Regions from separate parts of the Homo sapiens genome. Here region 1 is linked to region 2. Evidence: chromatin contacts called from ENCODE POLR2A ChIA-PET data. All regions are on one chromosome and are shown on one strand. The core of a region is the stretch at or near the end of the contact, and the rest is flanking DNA. Distances in the headings are between cores, read along the strand shown. Region 1 has its middle 58 kb from the start of TENT5B. Region 2 overlaps SLC9A1 (solute carrier family 9 member A1).

The links. ChIA-PET counts read pairs that join two places held with the same protein, here RNA polymerase II (POLR2A).
Region 1: POLR2A ChIA-PET joins it to region 2 with 12 read pairs in activated T-cell. The contact joins two enhancer-like sites. POLR2A ChIA-PET finds 5 or more read pairs at or near these places in 8 of 52 experiments (B cell, CD8-positive, alpha-beta memory T cell, H1 and 4 more).

What each region holds. Positions count from the first base shown.
Region 1 is chr1:27,067,924-27,073,418 of GRCh38, reverse strand. No RefSeq gene overlaps it. Among named protein-coding and RNA genes, the nearest start is that of TENT5B, 58 kb to the right of the region's middle. Within about 2 kb of position 2,528, at least 3 of the 41 ENCODE cell types and tissues checked have a DNase peak (open chromatin) inside an H3K27ac peak, as active enhancers do.
Region 2 is chr1:27,136,262-27,142,189 of GRCh38, reverse strand. The region is part of intron 1 of SLC9A1 (solute carrier family 9 member A1); the gene reads left to right. Among named protein-coding and RNA genes, the nearest start is that of SLC9A1, 16 kb to the left of the region's middle. RefSeq lists an enhancer at 3,869-4,680. Within about 2 kb of position 4,494, at least 24 of the 41 ENCODE cell types and tissues checked have a DNase peak (open chromatin) inside an H3K27ac peak, as active enhancers do.

The DNA of each region.
Region 1 (5,495 bases), core at 1,279-3,778, 67 kb after region 2:
GCCTGGCCCACTGTTTCACACCTCTGCAGCCTTCACAGAAGCATGAGCTTCTCGGCAGGAGGCAATGTCCTGTAGGACACCCAACAGGTGCCCTTCAGTGAGACCCTGATTGGAAGTGCAGAGGGAGGATGGAAACGCAAGTCCAGCTCGACAACAAGGATCCATCGAAGGAGGACAAATTGCTGTCTTCCATGAAGGAAAATGTTTGTGTAACCAGGCAGTCACCAGCTGGCTGGCTGAGCCACAAGGGCTCAGGTGTGGCCACTCAGAGGTGATGGCAACCAGGTTGGCTTTGGTGAGGGAAGGTCGTACTGGAGAAGCTGGGCAAAACCTCCATGCCTGCCCCCATACCTGCCCCCATGCCTGCCTCCTTACCTGCCTCCATGCCTGCCTCCTTACCTGCCCCCATGCCTGCCCCCATACCTGCCTCCATACCTGCCTCCATGCCTGCCCCCCATGCCTGCCTCCATGCCTGCCTCCGTGCCTGCCCCCATACCTGCCTCCGTGCCTGCCCCCATACCTGCCTCCATGCCTGCCCCCATGCCTGCCCCCATGCCTGCCCCCATACCTGCCTCCGTGCCTGCCTCCGTGCCTGCCCCCGTACCTGCCCCCGTACCTGCCCCCATGCCTGCCCCCATGCCTGCCTCCATGCCTGCCTCCATACCTGCCTCCATACCTGCCTCCGTGCCTGCCCCCTTGCCTGCCCCCTTGCCTGCCCCCGTGCCTGCCCTCATGCCTTCACCCATACCTGCTTCCATGGCCACTTTGTTCGTGGCCCCATTGATTCGTTTCTTGACCAGCTGTGGCTTATGGGAGACTCACAGAACCCAGGACTTCACCACGTAACAGTATGTTCTCCTCTTGGGAAGCAGATGGAATTAACAAACGGTAACTATTAAGCAAGTTACACCAGGAGATAAATTACATATATTGCAACAAGGGGAAAGAAAACATGTGATGTTTGCAAAATTCTTAAGGGAATTTATCCTTGTCCTGGAAAAAAAAAAAAAAAAGCTGGCTTGCTGGTCAACATTTCTATTCGAAAATTAAGGCTCATCGTGCTTCAAGTAAGGTAAGGAAGTCTGGGATGTCACCCTGGATGCCACCTCAAATGAGGTAGAGTCACAAACTAGTGGTGACTAGTTCTGTCCCCAGGGAATAATGATCACATGTTGATTGGCATTATTAGAGCAGGATAATGGACCAGGAAAAACCCTGTAAATGGTCTGTATCCTCTTTTTATTATTATTATTTTATTTTTTTATTTTTTTGAGAAAGTCTTGCTCTGTCACCCAGGCTGGAGTGCAGTGGTGCAATCTCGGCTCACTGCAACCTCCGCCTCCCGAGTTCAAGCGATTCTCCTGCATCCACCTCCTGAGTAGCTGGGATTACAGGCGTGCACTACCACGCTCGGCTAATTTTTGTATTTTTACTAGACACGGGGTTTTGCCATGTTAGCCAGGCTGGTCTCAAACTCCTGACCTCAGGTGATCCACCGGCCTTGGCCTACCAAAGTGCTGGGATTACAGACGTGAGCCACCGCGCCCAGCGTGTATCTCTTATTCTAAAATTTAAGTCTCATTGCAATTGGAAGTATCAAAGGTAAGGCTACATGTGGTTGGGACATCTTCTTGAATTTTGTCCAGGTCCTAATAATAGAGAAAGGGAAGATGGTGACACCCACAGGTGTCACCTGACTGTTAAAAGCCTCTTTTGAGGGGGAGGGCTTTGGTAAACAGTCACTCGGGTCAAGCATTCTCTTGTAATCTGGGCCGTTTCTGAGAGTCCCACCACATAGTTGCTGACCCAGTGCCTCTGTTTCACCAACTTCCCCATCACCCCCTCCCAAGACTGGCCCACCCGGCAAGACCACCAGCCACTGCCCCGGCTGAAGTAGAGCCAGACCTTGGGCCACCTTTCCTTTCACACAAAGTGCAGCTCTTCATACAGGACCCCACGTGCCTGTCAGTGCTTCTGCCCAGGAGCTCCAGTCTTCACCAGTCTTTCTGCTTGCATCTACCCTGGACTGCTGCAGGCACGGGAAGGGCCTCTCCTCCCTCTTGCTGGTGGAGACAGGCAGCAGTGCCTCCGCAACTCATTTCAGGCTGGGGCTGGCTGCTGCGGAACCATCTGTTCCCAGGCTGTGGAGAGAGCTCAGAGTTGTCTGAGGAATGACCTCGAAGGCTCATCCTGGGTTGCCTGGCAACCAGCAAGCTGGGACCAGTGGCTCCCTGTCCATACAGGAGGGGCAGTGCCTGAACTCAGCTTCCCACGGAGGGAGTTGGGAGCCGAGGGAGATGGGAGTGCAGTGCCTCCGTACAGGCCCACGCTCCACCACACAGCTGGCACAAGCTCAAAATATTCATGCCCCACCCCATTGCCTAAGGTCATTCTCACACCCAGCCATGACAAGGGAGAACGTAGAGGGGCTTGCATCCCTGTGCTCCCTGATGCCTCCAGCCTCACACTGGACGCCATGTGCCTGTCACCGCTTCTGCCCAGGAGATCCAGTCTTCACCAATCTTTCTGCTGGCATCCACCCAGGCTGTCTGCCTGGCTCATGCTCGAGTGTTCAGTTGGTCTTAGGGACCTGTGCCCAAGGTATGGGCGGACGCAGGGGCTTTGGGAAGCTGGAGAAGGGACTCTGGGGAAGGAGCTGCCTGCTGAGAGGCTCAGCTGGGCTTCAGGACATGCCTGCGCTCAGCCCTCACCCACGTGTACTTTCTCCCCTTGATGACAGAAACCGTTGGGCACACCTGACTTTGTGGCAAGGTCAGACAGTGCTCAGCTCTGGTCACATGGTCCCCAGGTGCCGCAAGTCAGGTGTTCCATCTCCCCAGGGCCCAGGAGCTTACCAAAGGCATGAGCTGTTTCTCAGGAGAACCATGGTTTACAGAAGGGGGCGCAGCTTTGCACTAAAATCCTGGCTCCTGAGCTGAGATTGGCTTCCTGGGGCTGGTCCCAGGCTCCATAAGGGTAGCTCGATGTGCTGTAGACACTGGTAGCCTCAGATGATTCCAGCAAGCTTTGGAGTGAGCGCTGTGTGTGAGGGCAGGGTTACGAAGGCTGGGTCATCCTCACCATCCAGGGCCCTGGGGACAGGGCTACCTCCTCAGGGAGGGCTGCCCAGAGCCTGCCTCAGGGGATGGACACAGATGACCTGAGGCCCTGGGTGCTTGACCCCTGCCCTCCACCCTCACTGCCTCCCCCAAGTCCCCTGATCTCCACCTGCCTTCAGTTCACCCAAGGGTTCGGAATGGACTCCTGATTTTCTTAAGAGTTACATGAGGACACAGAATGAAGCCCTGTGGTCTCCAACTTGAGTGTGCCTTGAAGTCCTCTGCATGGAGAACGTGGTTAAAGGAGAACTGCCCAGGTCCCAGCTCTAGAGAGTCTAATTCAGCAGAGCTGAGTGGTATACCAGAATAGACATTTTATTTTATTTATTTTTTTTAGAGACAGGGTCTACTTCTGTCACCCAGGCTGGAATGCAGTGGCACTCACTTCAACCCCAAACTCCTGGGCTCAAGTGATCCTCCTGCCTCAGCCTCCCGAGTAGCTGGGACTGTAGAGAGGTGTGCGCCACCATGCCTAGCTAATTAAAAAATTTGTGTAGGGGCTGGACATAGTGGCTTACTCCTGTAATCCCAGCACTCTGGGAGGCCAAAGCAGACAGATCACTTGAGGTCAGGAGTTCGAGACCAGCCTGGCCAACATGGTGAAACCCCGTCTCTACTAAAAATACAAAAAAAGGCTGGGCGCAGTGGTTCATGCCTGTAATCCCAGCACTTTGGGAGACCGAGGTGGGTGGATCACGAGGTCAGGAGATCAAGACCAGCCTGGCCAAGATGGTGAAACCTCATCACTACTAAAAATACAAAAATTAGCTGGGCGTGGTGGCGGGTGTCTATAATCCCAGCTACTTGGGAGGCTGAGGCAGAGAACTGCTTGAACCCAGGAGGTGAAGGTTGTAGTGAGCCGAGATCACGCCACTGCACTCCAGCCTGGACGACAGAGCAAGACTCCGTCTCAAAAAAAACAAATGAACAACAACGAAAAAAAGTAGCCAAGCATGTGGTGGCGTGCATCTGTAATCATAGCTACTTGGGAGGCTGAGGCAGGAGAATCACTTGAACCTGGGAGGTGGAGATTGCAGTGAGCTGAGATGGCGCCACTGCACTCCAGCCTGGGCGACAGCCAGACTCTGTCTTAAAAAAAAAAAAAAATTCTTTTGTAGAGATGGGATCTTGCTATGTTGCCCAGCCTGGTCTCAAACTGCCAGGCTCAAGTGAGCCTCCCTCCTCAGCCTCCCAAAGTGCTAGGATGATAGATGTGAGCCACTGCACCTGGCCTATAATCTGTGTTTTAAACACGCTTCTCACCGTGATTCTGATTCAGGTAGTCACCCATCAACACTTTAAGAAACACTGGTGGAGTTTCTCAGGGTCAGGCAAGCCTGGGTCTAAATCCAAGTTCTACTCCAGCATTAATCTGGATTCATTTCAGCTACGAATGATGGATACCTGAATAACAGAAGCCTAAATGTGATAGAATTTTGTTGCTCTCATTTAAATTTTATTCTCTCTAGGAATACAGTCCAGGCTGGCACAGTGATGCCACAATCATTAGGGACCTAGACTTTTTCTGTCTTGTTGCTCCCAAATTCTCTGCATTTGTCTTTTGTCTCATGGCCCAAAATAGCTGCTCCAGCTCGAGCCATCATGCCTACATTTCATGCAGCAGGAAAGAAGAAAGGGGAGGAGAAAGACACATTGCCTCCGTTTAAGGGCAGTTCTTGAAAGTTGCATATGCCACTTCTACGTGCCAGAACTTAGTTATTTTGGCTAGAGCTACTGCAAGGGAGGTGGGAAAATGTAGAGATGTATTTAATTTTTTGTAAATAGTGACTTAAGGCACACAAAGAGTGTCTAAAGAAGCTGAAACAGGCTGGGCACAGTGGCTCACACCTGTAATCCCAGCACTTCGGGAGGCCGAGGCAGGTGGATCACCTGAGGTCAGGAGTTCGAGACCAGCTTGACCAACAGGGTGAAACCCCGTCTCTACTAAAAATACAAAAATTAGCCAGGCGTGGTGGCTAACGCCTGTAATCCCAGCCACTTGGGAGGCTGAGGCAGGAGAATCGCTTGAACCCGGGAGGCGGAGGTTGCAGTGAGCCGAGATCGTGCCATTGTACTCCAGCCTGGGCAACAAGAGCGAAACTCTGTCTCAAAAAAAAAGAAAGGCCAGGTGCGGTAGCTCACGCCTGTAATGCCAGCACTTTGGGAAACCGAGGCAGACGGATCACGAGGTCAGGAGATCGAGACCATCCTGGCTAACACGGTGAAACCCCATCTCTACTAAAAATACAAAAAAATTAGCCGGGCATGGTGATGGGCACCTGTAGTCCCAGCTACTCGGGTGGCTGAGGCAGCCGAATGGCGTGAACCCGGGAGGCGGAGCTTGCAGTGAGCCGAGATGGCGCCACTGCACTCCAG
Region 2 (5,928 bases), core at 3,245-5,744:
GGGGCTGTGGTTTTTGGCTTGGATATTGGTAGCATTGGCAAACCTCAGTTCTTCCAGTGGGCCCTTTAAGCCTAAAGAAGGGCAGCTTCCTCCTGGGGTATCTATTAGGGAGCTGTCCTTGGCAGAGAAACCATTGGTCCTTACACTGGTCCTTACAGGGGAGCCAAGTACAGGTCTTGGGACCTCTGAGACAGCCCAGAGGCTTCTGCCTTCACCCATTGAATCCCTCAGGTCGTGTAGTCCATCACAAGCCAATGTTGAACTTGGGTGCTGTGCTTTTTATAGCATCTTTGCCATCAAGCCAGGGAATAAGATCTTATCTCCCCGGTGGCCAGGACCCACAGGAATCTGGATGCTGTACCAGGTAGGCGTTATGCCAGCATGAGGCGGGGCCAACTCACCTAACTGGGCAAAGCCTAAGACTCAGGTTACAGCAAGATGGGGGAGGGGAGCAGGCACCCTACCCCACCCGCTTCCCTGACTGAGCACTGCCTGCCTGGCTGGTGGAAGGTGCAGAGATGCATGAGAACTGCTTCTTTTACCAAGCTCAACGACTTGTTTGAGAAATGCGGTACAGATGCAAAACAGTCAGACAGTAGAAAGGGGGTGTGATTTGAAGTGCAGATGGAATTCTACGGGAGTTTAGAGGTGGGAGAGAGAATTTCGTACCTGGGAAGATCCCAGTAGGCTGTGCAAGTGACCACTGAGCTAGGCCTTGAAGTATATGTAGGATTTAGATGAGATACTTGAATGAAATCTCACTGGGCACAGCCAGAAGCTTCTACTTGGGGCAGAACCTCTGGATTGCAGAAGAATGTCCCAGAGCAGTTCCCTTTGGAAACATGCCCACAGGCATGGTGGTTAGAAAAACAAGCTTTGCAGCTTGACAGACCTGGGTTCAAATCTCAGCTCTACTACTTTGTAGCACCGTGACCTTGGGCAAGTCACTTATCCTGTTTTAAAAAAATTTTTTTTAATTTTTTATTTTGAGATGGAGATTCTCTCTGTCACCCAAACTGGAGTACAGTGGCACAATCTTGGCTCACTGCAACCTCTGCCTCCCTGCTTCAAGCGATTCTCCTGCCTCCCGAGTAGCTGGGATTACAGGCTTGTGCCACCACGCCTGGCTAATTTTTGTATTTTTAGTAGAGATGGGGTTTTGTCATGTTGGCCAGGCTGGTTTTGAACCCCTGACCTCAAGTGATCCCCCCAGCTTGTCCTCCCAAATTGCTGGGATTACAGGCGTGAGCTGCCGTGCCTGGGCTGTGGAGGTGACCCGCCTGGTGTCATATAGCCTGACTGTGGCAGAGCTGAAGCTGGACTCCAGGACTTCCCCTTCCAAGTCCTGTGCCATTTCTCCTACATAACATTTATGTTATGTTACCCCACCTAGCTGGAGTAGCAAGACTGATCGTCTGAAACATTTAATGAGCAAAGGGTGATTTTGTATGACAACTTGATGTGTAGCTATAAAAGCACTCAATTTTGCAGAACAGATGATGGTTTTAAAAATAGTCCCAGCTATGATAAGTGCTAGGTGAGTGATGCCAGTATTAAGGGGAAAAGGTGTGCCCTTTTTAAGCTACATCACCCTGTCTGAGCCTCAGTTTCCCCAGTCTAAAGGGGGGTGATGTCTGTAAAGCCCTGAGCACATTGTAAGTGCTCACTAATGGGAGTTGCTACTATTCCTGGAGCCTTAAAGGAAGAGGTGAGGGTGGGGTCAAGCACTGGAGGATGGTTTTAGGTATATGGACTGGAGGGCATTGGGGTGAGCTGAGTACTGAGGTTAGGGGTGCAAATGAGACCATTAGCTGAATTGTCTGAGCTCGTTCTTTAGTTGGGAGGTGGGGAGACACATGTTCAGCAAATGGATTCGTGCTGATAAATACTGTACTGAAGATGGAAAGATGGATAAATATAATCCCAGCCTCAAGGGAGAGGCTGGCATGTAAACAGGCACTTGTGATGTGCTGTGAAGTGCTGCAGCAGGAGCCTGCAGAGCTGTGGGTGTGCGGGAGGGAGGAGTGGAGGTGGGTGGGTCAGGAAAGGCTTCCCAGAGCTTTGAGCTGGGTCCTGAAGGTTAAGAATGAGTGTTTTGGCCAGGTGCGGTGGCTCACACCTGTAATCCCGGCACTTTGGGAGGCTGAGATGGGCGGATCACTTGAGGTCAGGAGTTCCAGACCAGCCTGGTCAACATGGTGAAAGCTCATCTCTACTAAAAATACAAAAATTAGCCAGGTGTGATGGTGCAAGTCTCTAATCCCAGCTACTTGGGAGGTTGAGACAGGAGAATGGCTTGAACCCAGGAGGTGGAGGTTGCTGTGAGCCGAGATCGCCTCACTGCACTCTAGCCTGGGCGACAGCGAAACTCTGTTTCAAAAAAAAAAAAAAACAATGAGTGTGCTTAGCTCACATAGAGGGGAGAACTGGAGAAGGGCACAGAGATGTGAATGACACAGAGCCACAGATCATGCAGAACCATTGACCTTTGCTTCTAAAACTCATTGGGATGTTTCCAACCCTTCCACCTCACCCCCAAACACGCCTCACTCACCTGTTTTGCTGGGCAGAGAAGCTAACTGCACCTGTGGGGCACTGAGCACCTGTGATGGCTGTCGCCCTGGTATAGGCAGTGAGGACAGAGCTACCTACCACTTACTGAGACCCTGCCAGTGCCTGGCTTTGTGCTCAGGGCTTCGCATAGTGCATCATTGCCTTCTGCACTATGTGACGGCCCCGAAGGGTGCGAGTCATGGTATCTAGCTTTATTTAGCTTACAGCTACTTTAGGAAAGTGAAACAGGGAATAATTAAGTGCTCGAGGATTGCTGTGCTGTTGCCTCAAAGAACAGGAGACCTTTAGGAAGGGGAGAAATGTGGCTGGAATGAACATGGAGCAGAGATCTTTGTGCAGACACCTTCACCAGACCCTTCTAAGAGGGAGGGAAGGTGACCAATCAGGCAATGGCCGTGACACCGGTTAAGGCTCTTTGCAGGCTCTGAGTACTAGGTATGGGCAGGCACCTGTTGGGGAGCCCAGCCAGCTGCAGGAAAAGTCTGGGTGAGGAGTCAGTGAGAAATAAGACAGTAGGTGGGCGGGGCTGGATGAAGCATCTGGAACTCCAGAGGGGTGTAGACTTGGCCAGGGCTCCTCAGACTGGTGGCAAACACAACCACACCTGTCAAAGGCTTGCCTCTTCACTCCATCTTCTCCAACCCGGGTGATTCCCGGGCCTCCTGAATGGTCTTGCGGCTCCACTGCTGTCTGCCTGCAGGCAGCTCTCCCCAGAGCAGCCGCAGGGAGCTTTGAGACCTGTAAACCAGAGCATGGTGTTTCCCCTGCTGAAAACCTTTCAAATGCTTCCTGATGAACTTGGGAGAAAATGCAAGGAAAGTGTGGCCCACCCCTTTCTCCACTTCATGCCCCACTACCCTTTCCCTGTTCCAGTCGCACCGGCCTTCCTGTGTCCCTAACGCACATCTGCCTTGCCAGGCCTGTTCCTCCATACAGCTGTGGCATTTGCTCGATCCCCAGCCTGGAGCACTGCCCATAGACTGCCTCGCGCCGGTGCTCTCCTTCAGGCCCTAGATCAAACGTCATCTCTTCAGAGAGGCCTCCCTGACTGTCCAGTCTAACGGGCAGCACACGCCCCACCAGCTGCCTCTACCCCCATGTCAGACACTATTCTGGATCTGAGGACACAGCCAGGAACAAGACAGAAGAGGCTCCTGATGTCAGGGGGCTCCCATGCCAGCATGGAGCATTGGATGTGGACAAAGCAGTGTCAGGTAGTGGTAAGTGTCCTGAAGAAGGCAGACATGAGGGAGAGGTGGGGCTGCTGGATGGCCAGCAAGGGTTCTCTAAGGAGCTGGTGTCTGAGCTGAGACCCAAAGGACAAGAAGAGCTCATCTTCCAAAGACCAGGGCCCCTGAGGGGGGTGTGCTTGAGGAACCTGAAGTGCGGGGGAAGAGGGGAAGCATGGTGTGAGAATGGAGAAGAGGGCAGGGGCCAGATCATGCCAGGCCCGTGGGCCTGGGGCTAGGATTCATGGTGCTGTGTGGCACCATCAAAGGCTCTTGAGTAGCATGACATGGTCTGACCTGGGGAGGGATGTGCGGACAGCCTGGGAGTGCGATAGAGTCGGCTCAGGCCCTGGGCTGGCCCCACTCAGTGTCCTGCCTGCCAGCAGCTCAAGCTGGGTCTATGAGGGCAACAGAGTAAAGCTTCCCGACAGGCACCACTGGCCAAGCCAGCAGTGGGATGGAAGCTCCAGCCTAGGAGAGCTGCTAGCAGGGAGGGGCGAGCAGGACGCTGGAGCAGAGTGGGCGTGGAGTCAGGGGCACATTGGGGAGGGAGGGGCTGAGTGGGCACCAGGCTCTGCTGGACTCCTGCTGGCCACCCCTCCCTTGCTGAGCCTCAGCGCCTGCAGGCAAACAGTCACCAGACCTGTCATGTGGGAGGCGTGGCATTGCTGAACACCAGGGTTGGACATGCGTGTTCCCTGCTGAACCCTATGGTCGTGGCCTGGGGAGTTGTCAGGTCAGGAAAGGGCAGACCTAGAATCAGAACCAGACTTTAGCACTGGGAGGGATCCTAGAGACTGCAGAAGTCCAGGAGGAGAAGATAAGGGGTTAGGGAATCAAAAGACCAGGACTGAAACCCCCCTCCCCCACTTGCAACTTTGTGGTCCCCATGTGCAAAGGTGTGGAGGTTAAATGAGAATGCTGAGGCGAGCACCTAGCAGTAAGGGCTTCTAAATGTCTGACATGATGACAGAGCCCGGCCCATCCCCCTCAGCTCACAGAGGAAGCAGAGGCCAGGGCGGAAGTGACTTGCTTAAGGGCCACAGAGCTGCATTGAGCTCAGCTCCCCGACCTCTAGTCCAGGCTCTCCTGTGATGCTATAAGTGGTCCTTCTTCCCACATCGTTCCCTCCGCAGAGGTGAGGCGGCCTCCTGCCTGTCCCACTTTCTTTTCAGCCTGCCTCTGAGCACCTACCATGCAGCAGACACAGTTGCGTGGTTGGTGGTTCCCACCCTGGAAGCGCTGGCACTGACACTTGTGTGTGGGAGACAGACATGTAAACAACTAAAACACAAGGCAGGCTGAAGTGCCGCAGGGACACAGCACGTTGCAGGTGGGCCCTGGGGGCAGATGGGGCTCCATCTGGCACTACCACTTACAATGGAATGGCAACGAGGCCCAAACCTAAGTTAGAACAGATCAAGAGGGCCTTGGATTCAATGCAGAGAAGTGTGGGCTCTTTCCTGAAGATGGGGGAACTGCAGAGGTTCTGGAGGAGCCATGACCATGACTGGCCTGTGTTTAGGATGAGGGCTCTCCTGGCTGATGGAGAAGGGACTAGATGAAGCTTTTCCCCCAGTGTTCTTGGCTCTGGGAATTTTCCGCCTCCTCCTTCCATGGATAATTATCCTTCCTAAGAAACTGATCAGATGGGAAACTGCAGGAAATTGTTTGGGACGGGGATTGTGTAGGAGTTGAGGGGAGAGTGGAGAGGATGTAGCCGGAGAGGGGTATCCGTGCCAAGCAGCAGGTGGTGGCTCCCTTCAGAGGGGAGGGAGGGAAGCCTGGGCAGGGCTGGGAATTTAGAGCAGGAAGATGCAGGTGCTTCTGGGGGAGCTGAGTCCCTCAAAACTCCTGGTCTTATCCTCGGTTGAGGAGAGGGGTTAGGGTGACTGGCAGGGTCTGACTTTTCTGGGTCAACAAGAGCTGGGGAAAGTGTGAGGCAGTGTGGCCCAGTGGGCGGGGCCAAGCCCAGGCCCAGCTCTGCTTGGAAATTCCCTTATTGTGGGCCAGGGCTAGTTAGGAGTGGTGAGTGTGCACTGGGCATCCTCCCTTGGCACAGAGCAGTCCTCCTCCTGCCCCCTGCTCCCAGCAGACCCAGAGCTTGAGTCGTGGACCTGGCTGC